2 separate regions of the Mus musculus genome follow, and region 1 is linked to region 2. A link is a contact called in ENCODE Hi-C data. All regions are on one chromosome and are shown on one strand. The core of a region is the stretch at or near the end of the contact, and the rest is flanking DNA. Distances in the headings are between cores, read along the strand shown. Region 1 holds the start of Ebf3 (early B cell factor 3). Region 2 holds the start of Hmx2 (H6 homeobox 2).

The links. Hi-C counts contacts between places; a loop is a spot of excess contacts on that map.
Region 1: a map of left cerebral cortex shows a loop between it and region 2 (12-fold over the local background). The contact joins the promoter of Ebf3 here to the promoter of Hmx2 in region 2. A Hi-C loop is called at or near these places in 5 of 37 maps with a recorded cell type or tissue (ES-E14 and left cerebral cortex).

Annotation. Positions count from the first base shown.
Region 1 is chr7:137,311,890-137,316,438 of GRCm38, reverse strand. Ebf3 (early B cell factor 3) reads left to right here and starts at 1,994. Exons shown (of 16, transcript NM_001113414.1): 1 at 1,994-2,659; 2 at 2,765-2,921; 3 at 3,283-3,346; 4 at 4,035-4,090. The coding sequence starts at 2,526.
Region 2 is chr7:131,552,086-131,556,692 of GRCm38, reverse strand. It overlaps Hmx2 (H6 homeobox 2), which reads right to left and starts at 2,400. Exons shown (of 2, transcript NM_145998.4): 1 at 2,119-2,400; 2 at 1-1,266. The coding sequence starts at 2,386. The coding sequence ends at 713.

The DNA of each region.
Region 1 (4,549 bases), core at 745-3,244, 5.8 Mb before region 2:
GGACATTTTAGGAAGTGTGCTACAAAGCGAGCATTGTACCCCTTTCCCAACTTCATCTCTGCCTAAAAAGGCATTTAGCATATTCTGTCATTGACGCTGGCCCTGTCGCTCACCCAGTGTGAGCTCCCAAGCTTTGGAACACACAGAGACAAAGCATCTCTCAACCTCACCCTCCACCCATGGCCAACTTTATTCTGTGTTGTCTTTCCAGGAGCAAAGTGTTACCTCTTGCATGGGGGGTCTGATGTAAGTGGAAAATGCTGGGCTTATTAGGAATACAGAAATTTTCTTTTAATTTATCGTGAGGAGTTTCCATACACTTTGATTTAAGGTTATTAACATTCTATAGACAGTGGCATTTTTAATATGTGGCGATCGCTTCTAAAGACTAATCTCATTACCCTCAAATAGTCATAAAATATGATTTTATTATACTTACGTATTTAATTAGACGGCCGGCCCCGTAATGGATTTTGAGATGGGACTGGCGCAACAGCTTTGATAATTCACTTATCTTTGGCAATAGTCATTAACCCCCAACACCAGCAAAATAGATTGCTTTCCAGCACATCTTTTCTCTCACCCCTTCCAAGTAGCGTGTGGGGGGTCCCCAGATAACGTAAATCGGACTTCGATTTTCCCGATTAATTAAAATATTAACGCACACACACCACCAATTCACAAAAAAAGGAAGAGCTACCCCAGGCCCGGCGGGAAGAGGCTGCCCTGCGACACTTGCGCCCAGAAACCTTTTCTTTTTCTTCTTCTTTTAAAACCAGAAGGGCCTTATTTCTCGTGGCAGGAAAGAGCCTGGGACATCTCCAGGTCGTCCCTTGGGCCTCTGTCGCGCGTCGCACAGATCTCCTTTGGGTGGGCCGAGCGCCTGGGAACCGAATCCGGGCCTCCCGAGCTGGGCCTCCGAGCCCACGCGCTGCCGGCTCCCAGCTGCCCTCCCGGTTCCTCGAAACCAGGTCGGGAAGCCGCAGGGCGCGCGCTCACCCAGGCTGGGAGGCGCAGAGGGCAGGGTCCCTGGCGCCCGCAGTGTCTGCTCTGCTTTTCAGGCGGTTGGAGGTGGGGAGATCTGGCCACCGCACGGACCATGTAACAGGCTGGACACCAGCTCCGGGTCGCCGGAGAGGCTGAGCGCTCTTTCCGTCGGCCCAGAGAGGGCCCAGCCTTCTTTGTCACTGCCGCACCCAAGAACAGGCCAGGGACCCGAAACTCCTGTGGCCACCGGAGGGAGAGGGGGCATCTGGAGGAACCTGTCTCCGACGTGGACCCCGGCCCTGTATTCAGCAGGCTTTGCCGGGGTAGAAAGCATGGGACACCCAGCGGGGCTCAGATGTGGGCACACTGGCCCTTCAGCAGCCTTAGGTCTGCCTAGAAATCAGACTGAGCTGCGCCTCTTGCCCTGGTGGCGGCAGGGAGTGTGGATCCCTAGAAGGGGCATTAGGTACCCTCTTCTCCCAGCCCCTTGTTGTCCCTCCCTCTCCTGGAATCTCCTCCCGCGCGCCTTTCCAGCCTCTTCCTGCTGTTCTCTTTGGGACACCCCAGAGCCAGTGCTGCCCTGGTATTTATTGCATGCGTGTGGGCGACTTGGGGCGCTCCTCCTCCGACCCACGGTGTTTTGACTGTGTGGCAGGTCTTGTGGGCAGGTATAACGGGCCAAGCAGCACTTATGCACTGGCTGCGCTCGCTTCTTTGCGAGATTTATTTGAGCGGGTGGTAACTTCCTCGGCCGCGGCTGGGCTTGTGGAGCCGTGGCGCGTGGCCGGGGGCGGTGGTGGCGCTCGGTGGCGCTCGGAGGCGGCGGGGCTCGCTGGGCTCGCGGGGCTCGGGCCGGCTCGCGGCGCCGTCAGGCAGTCAGTCGGCGAGCGCGGCGGCGGCGGCGGCGAGGGGCGCGGCGAGGGGCGGCCGCTCCCATATATGGCGCAGGCGCCGCCCCCCGACGTCACCCTCTGACAGCGCCGCTCCCGGGGGCTTCGAGTTTTGGCTCCCGGGAAAGGGTCCATTCCTCGGGGAGAGAGGGCTGAGTTTTGTGCGCCTCCGTCCGCTGCGCGCGCCGCTCCAGGCCCCGCCGCGCCCCGCCTGCGCCCGGGACTGCGCCGCGGCACTCACTGCCCCGTTTATTTGTCTTTGGAGCAGGCGGGCCGCGCCAGAAGCGGGCGATCCCGCAGTGTCCTGCAGCCGCGGACGCCGCCTGGCTAGGATGACACCACGTTGAGCGCGCCTGCAAACAACAACAACAACAAGCGCCGCCGCGGCCACCGCGTCCACCGCGCCCTGCTCCTCCGAAGCGTCGCGTCGCCACCGGTGCAGCCCGCCCGCGTCCCCGGCCGTCCGCAGCGCCCGGCCGCCGGTGTATGCGGCGCCTGCCCGGGACGGGCTGAAGCCGGCGGCGGGCCGCACCGCAGGCGCCGAGCAGGGCCAGGGCGGCCAGGGCAGCCTCCTGCCGCCGAGCCCCGAGCGCCGCCGACCGCGGACGCGCTTTCGGCCGGGAGTCGCGGCCGCCGCCAGCAGTGTTCATGTTTGGGATTCAGGAGAATATTCCGCGCGGGGGGACGACCATGAAGGAGGAGCCGCTGGGCAGCGGCATGAACCCGGTGCGCTCGTGGATGCACACGGCAGGCGTGGTGGACGCCAACACGGCCGCCCAGAGGTACGTACCGGCCGCCCCCGCGCGCCTTGGCCCCGGCCCGGCCCGGCCCCCTCCTCCGGCCAGCGCCGCGCTGCTCACCGGGCCGCTGTCCCTTTCCTCCTGCAGCGGCGTGGGGCTGGCGCGGGCGCACTTCGAGAAGCAGCCTCCTTCCAACCTCCGGAAATCCAATTTCTTCCACTTCGTGCTGGCGCTCTACGACAGGCAGGGGCAGCCGGTGGAGATCGAAAGGACCGCTTTTGTGGACTTTGTGGAGAAAGAGAAAGTAAGTGTACACCGGCGATCGCACCCTCCCTCTCCAGGAGTAGGGGGCAGTTGGTGCCCGCGCATGGGGTCCGAGTGCCCCCCTCGGTGGCGGGAGCGCTCCGCCGGGCGACCCCGCCGCCACGTGCGGTCGCACAGGCCCCGCCAAGGGCCGAACAACTTCTCTGTGCCCTCGGACTCACTGGGGGCGAGGGGGAACGCTGGGCTTGCGGCAGGAAAAGTGACATCACCGCGTAGCTGCGAGCCAGGAATCCTGCCTGCAGCGTGTGAGGCCGAGGGGCCTCGGTCCTGGAGGGGGACCGAGCGCGGTGACCGCGCCAGACGCGGCCACGCTAAATGCAATTATTTATCGTTGCTTTCAGGAGCCGAACAACGAGAAAACCAACAACGGCATTCACTACAAGCTGCAGCTACTGTACAGCAATGGTGAGTACCACTGCTTGCTGACTGCCCTTTCGCCCTGAGCGCTGGCTCTCCCTTCCCTCGATGGTTTCAGGACATAAAGATTTTGAGATTAAAATGACATGGGTGTAAACACGAAATCTTCTCATGGCATAGAAGGAAAACAAAACATAAACGATCGATAAGTCGATGGCACTTCACATGATTAACCGGTGGGGCTTGAAGTAGAAAGTAAAAGGAGGATCGATAAGGGCGCCTGCAGAACAGCACTTTTAAGGGACTTTTTTCAGTTTTGCAAATTAATGTTAATTATTGGGATGAGGGTAGCTGCATAAGCCGAGCATAACTTACTGCCTGTGCACGGTTTAGAAAGGAAAGGACCTTCGAGAGTAGAAAGGAGTTTGGACTCTGTTTCTATAGGTGCACTCTCTTTTTGAAAAATAAATGACCATATGGGCCCAGAGCTGCACTCTTGGCCTGCTCACTGCTAGGCAGACTTCTTACACCTTCATATGGGAACCGCAAGAGTCCCAAGACTTTTAATTAAGAAAAGAAAACAGTGAGAAGCGACTGGGGTTTTCTGTTTCCCTCCCAATATTGTAGGGATTGCCTTAAAGTGGTCCCAGGCACTGGCTCGCCCAGGCCCGGGCGTCCCTCCTGAGGTTCAGGCTAAAAGCTTGTTGAGAGTTTGTCTGCTTTTTTCCCCTCACAGGCGTCAGAACAGAGCAAGATCTGTATGTCCGCCTCATAGATTCAATGACCAAACAGGTGAGAAAGTTTCTGCCTCTCTACTCGTTGTGTTTTCCTTTCTGCTGAGCTGAGGTTGTCCTGGGGCTGAGAGAGCAGACTGACAAATGGATCTCCTGTATTTGTTTTTCATTTCGCTTCCTTGACATGCTAATGAGAATTCCATATTTATTGGAATAAATGGACCGGTTGCTACAAATAGTTTATGCCGTCATTAAAACAGGACATATATGCTTTATTAAATGACTTGCGATTGGAATCAAACTCTGTCTTAATTAATTACGGTAATTAATATTTGACAGAAAAATTCCAAGATCCCCCCCTTGTTTATTTTTAAACGTTTCTTTCTCTGCTTGAAAACCATTTCATGGGGTTTCTGACCCCTCCCCTCAACAAAGACAACTGACTGTCCCAAAGCTCATCGAGTTAGGCTGGCTTAGTTAGTTCCCCTCCTCCTTTCTAGTGCCATGGTCTGGTAAC
Region 2 (4,607 bases), core at 1,151-3,650:
GGCTGAGGGAGGAGACAGAATCCTGCATGCTCTGGCAAAAAAAAAAAAAAAAATCCAGAAACTCCTCTGCCGCTGTCTCCTGGGACAATCCATCCCTCCAAAGTTAGCAACCATGTTTAAAACGTTTTATTTTTTTCTCTTTAAAAATATTTACAGATCTGTACTCTCCTCGTTTTGCCCCTACCCATCCTCAAGATGAAGGGAATAAAGAGAAGTGATTAGTTCAACGACCAAAGCCCTAGTTGGTTCGGCTCGGCTGAGCTTGTGTCCTACCACATTTTCTATATACAGGTGTATATATGGGAGAAAGACTGCCTGGTTCTGTTGGTGGTTTTTCTGATGTTTTTTTTTTTTTCTTGCTACTGGTCAAAACCGACCTAATCAAAACCCCACTTCCCACCACCACCCGAGAGCCTCCCCTTCCAAAATAGTTTCAAACGCGAGTTGTTTGGTTTTGTGTAGAAAGCAGGTGCTCTGGCGTGAGGAATGCAGATAAATACTCAAAACAAAACAAAACAAAATAAAACAAAACAAAACAAAAGGTAGGAAAGAGGCCATAAATAAGACATAACGAATACACATGGTGTATTTCTTAATATTTCTGGACACGCGCCGCTCTGCTCCGGAGCTCTGCGAAGGATCCCGACCGCGCCGGGCTATGCAGGCAGCTGCAGGCGACCAGGGGCGTCCCGGGAGCCGGCGGGCGAGCATGTCAGTAGTCAAGCTTGTTGTACAGGTTGTAGAGCGGTAAGGCCGAGAGATTGCTGCTCGGGTAATAAAGCGGAGCCGGGAAGGCCAGAGAGCGCGGCACCGGCACTCGCAGCAGCGAACTGTCCCGAAACACGAGCGGCATGCCCACGAGAGTCTGCGCCGACGCGTGTGCCATGTTGGCTGCCTCAAGCTCGGCTGAGAGCTGCCGCTTCCACTTGTTGCGGCGATTCTGGAACCAAGTCTTAACCTGGGTCTCGGTGAGCTGCAGGCTGGAGGCGAGGCAAGCGCGCTCCGAGCTGCTCAGGTAGCGTTTCATGTCGAAGGTAGACTCGAGCTGGTACACTTGGCTGCGGGAGAAGACGGTGCGCGTCTTCTTCTTGGCCGCTCCGGTTTGGCGCTCCGCACCGCCGTCCCGTGGCCGCTCCGGGCCCGGAGAAGGCGAGCCCGCCGGCAAAAGCCTCTCCTTCTCTTCCTTAAAGTCCGGGTGAGAAGGAGAAAGGAATGGCGTGCGCTCCGAGGCCGCAGGCCCTGCGCCTCCGCTGCCCTTGGGGGTACCTGAAGAGTGAGCACAAACAGAATGACCATGGAGTTGATGAGCCTTAAAGACTCTCAGCTCTGCCGGGGACAAGGAGGTTGACTGATGCCTGCATCCTTGATTCCCCTATTGCTAACCCTTTCCTTTTCTACTGCGTCCTGCTAGCGCCCAAAGTCCAGAGCCTCGGCCTTTCAAAGCAGCAGAAGAGGGTTCCATATAATCCGAGCTGGAGGGTCTCCTTCCACTCTTATAAAAGTAAACGTGGTACCGGGTCTGGAATGGGGACATTAACACCATTTTTTAAAGGTGATTTTTGCCTTTGAGGACTGAGCTCTACAAGGTAGCATCATTTTACAGGCCGTTTTCTTTGAGAGTCGGGCTAATTTTATTCATAACTCCTTGGCTGTCCTCCGTTAGCTTTTACCTCTCTGAAACTCAGCACTGTCAATCATTTTAGAGTACTAATCACTTCGAGAAGAGGCCGAGAGGAGGGAAAAGACATAGAGCCTGCAGGACTGACAGAACACCCAAACCAGACCTGCAGAACTAAGTCAGGACAGAAAGTACCCGGCGTGCGAAACCATTTTGGCCAGCATTGTGTACCGCCCGCAGAGTTCCTGGCCCACTCTGGTTCACCCTCCTTCCCCTTACCCAGTCTTCCCCTTACCGCCCCAATATTCCTCTACTTCTCCCCAGCGCCGGCCCTTCCGGCCTTTTCGAGAATGCACCATGGGTGCGTAGTCCCCTCCCCTTAGCCTGGACCACTAGCGGCCCGGCTGTGACCCGGGGATGCCCTGCTCCGCGTCTCCGACAATCACACACCGCATCGGCTCACGCTCACTCGGGCCAGACTCCCGACCTGCGATCCTTACCCAGGCAAGGGAAAGGGATGGGGGTATGGTGCTTAGGGCTTGGCTCCTTGGGGCCGTGCGGATCTGGGCAGAAGCAAGCCGGAGCCTTCCAACCTTCCTCCGGCTCCTCCTCCTCCGAGGACACAGACAGGCTGCGTTTCCTGGCTGGCCACCCGGCGGGCTCCCGCGGTGCCTCGGAGGGGCCCCCGCCCAGGATGGACTGGATGGTGAAGCTGGAGACGCCACCGGCCGCCGGACATCCCTTCCCCACATCTTCCTTGCTGCCCATCCTGGGTTCATAAGAAATCGGAGGAAACCAAGAACTCCCTTTAGAGCGGGGCTGGGTGGAAGGTGGTGCGGGCAGGCGGGCGGGGGGAGGGGCGGGAGGGAAAGCAAGGGGAGGGGGCTACGAGGCTGGCGAGGCGTCCCTTCTGCTCCAGGACGCGCAGGCACCGGACCGCTGTGCGCGGGTCCCTGCCGGCCCGGCTCTGGGTGAGCCCGCCCAGCCCCGGTGCCAATGTCCCTTCCTCGTTTGACAACTCCACCGGTCTCCAGCGACGCGGAGGCTGCGCGGCCTCATTTGCATAGAGGTTACCCGGCCGCGGCCAATCGCAGCGCCGCGGAGCGGCCCCGGAATTTTTTAAAAAGCTGGGGCCGAGCACGCAGCACCGGGAAGCTCCGGGAGCAAGCCTAGACGCGCACTCGCATCAGCTCTGTCCAGCCCGTAACATCTGGGGCTGAAGGCAGCTTAGATTGCAGCCTGTGTTCCTGGTCTTTGCCTTGCCTCTCCAGAAACGAGAACAGCGCCCGGGGTCGAGCTGGTGGGGCTCTCTCACATCCAAGATGCACACCATAGGCTGCTGCCACCCTCCCCAGTCCTCAACCCCTTCTAGCCTCTTGGGAACTAACAGCGCTCTACGAGTCTTCTCCCGCTGCGTTGGGGATTGACAGTATGTGGCTCTCCGCTGGGAGACACAGGAGCAAAGAAATTCTACAGCTCTGGACCTGAAGACCCCGCTGACTAAAGGGGGCAGAGGATTTTGGAAACAGAGTAGCCCCCAAATGTCCCGAGGTTCCGGCTCACATTCCAGCAAACGCCATTTGCACTGTGTGAACTTGAACAAGTCTGGTCCCAGTAGAAGCATCCCTGCCCCCTGGCAAACTTCTTAGTGTCGCCTGCCCCCATTCTCTGGTTGTGATGATGTGTCAGCTAGAAACCTATAAACTCTCAGAGTGCAGAATAGTTATTTCCTAATCCTTGACCGAATACCACACAGCTCGCCTTCCCACACTGCAGCTAAACTCATTTACTTTATTTTGCTGGTAAATACTGGCGGTCTCAAAATGGCTACGCTGCTTCTGGAAGGAAACGAAGTAGGTAGGTATGGGGACTTTTTAGAATTGGACAGGATCCTGTTAAATATAGGTAGGGTGTCTTTGGGCAAGATATGTACACTTTCCACGCCTCGTTTTCCCCATCCTAAAATTATTTGAAGTGTTGCTTTCCTTTCAGAGGTCAAGGTACAGCTTTATAAAACCTGACTCTCTCCTTCCTTCTTGTGGCCTCTCCCTAAGCCCTGACTCTTGCTTGTTTAATCCCTAGAGCACCTGTTACCTGATCTAGAGTCATCTCAACAAAGCAAGCAAAGGGATTTGAGGCGACAGTTATCTACACAAGCTTTATGGAAAGGAACGAGACCCAAAGCTTCCAGCCAAACCTGGCTGCACCCTTAAGGTCCCAGAAACCCTGTTCCCTTCCTTAGACACATGCCAGAAGATCCAAGAGTGAAGAGAGACTGTAGAGTCGGTCCCCACAAATGTCCAGCCTGCACCGTGACGGTGCAGTTCCTCGCCTGCACCGCTCCCGGGTTATTGAGTAAAGCGCTTATAATATCATTAGCCTCACTGAGTTACCGACTGCGGCCCTGCCCGTGGCAGAACTCTCCCTACTTAACTCCTCAAAGGGCTCGTTAATGGGCTAATTGATTAGGGGTCGGTGGCGCAGCCGGGACGGGGCAGGGGAGGGAGCGGAGGGCCAGGAGGCTGCGCGCCCAGGCCCGGGAGGCTGGCGAGGGGCAGGTGCCGGCCTCCGTCACCGCATTAACCTCTTCAGGGCTCTGCGGCGGGGTCGAGACACATTACAAATGGTCAGCTTTAATCATGGTGTCAGCTCATTAACCCGGAAGGACCCGGCGCTGAAATACAATTTGTGCGTCCTGCTCTGCGCGGCCCTGGCACAAGCTCCGAAGCCTCATCACAGCAGGTCCAGCGCGCTCCCGCGGAGGTAGAGGAGGAGATTCCAGAAAGAAATGTTCAAACTCATGAACTAACCCTTGGCTTTTCAAAAGCACAGTTATCTGGGCCGTGTCGTCGAAGCTAGAGCCAAATCAATACCACAAGAGGACTGTCTGGCCAATTTGAGGATCAGAGCCAGCTACAGAGATTGTAGGAAAATCATAGTGGAGGAGAAAGAGTTAAGTCGTTCTGAGCTAGAAAGGATCTGGGGCTGT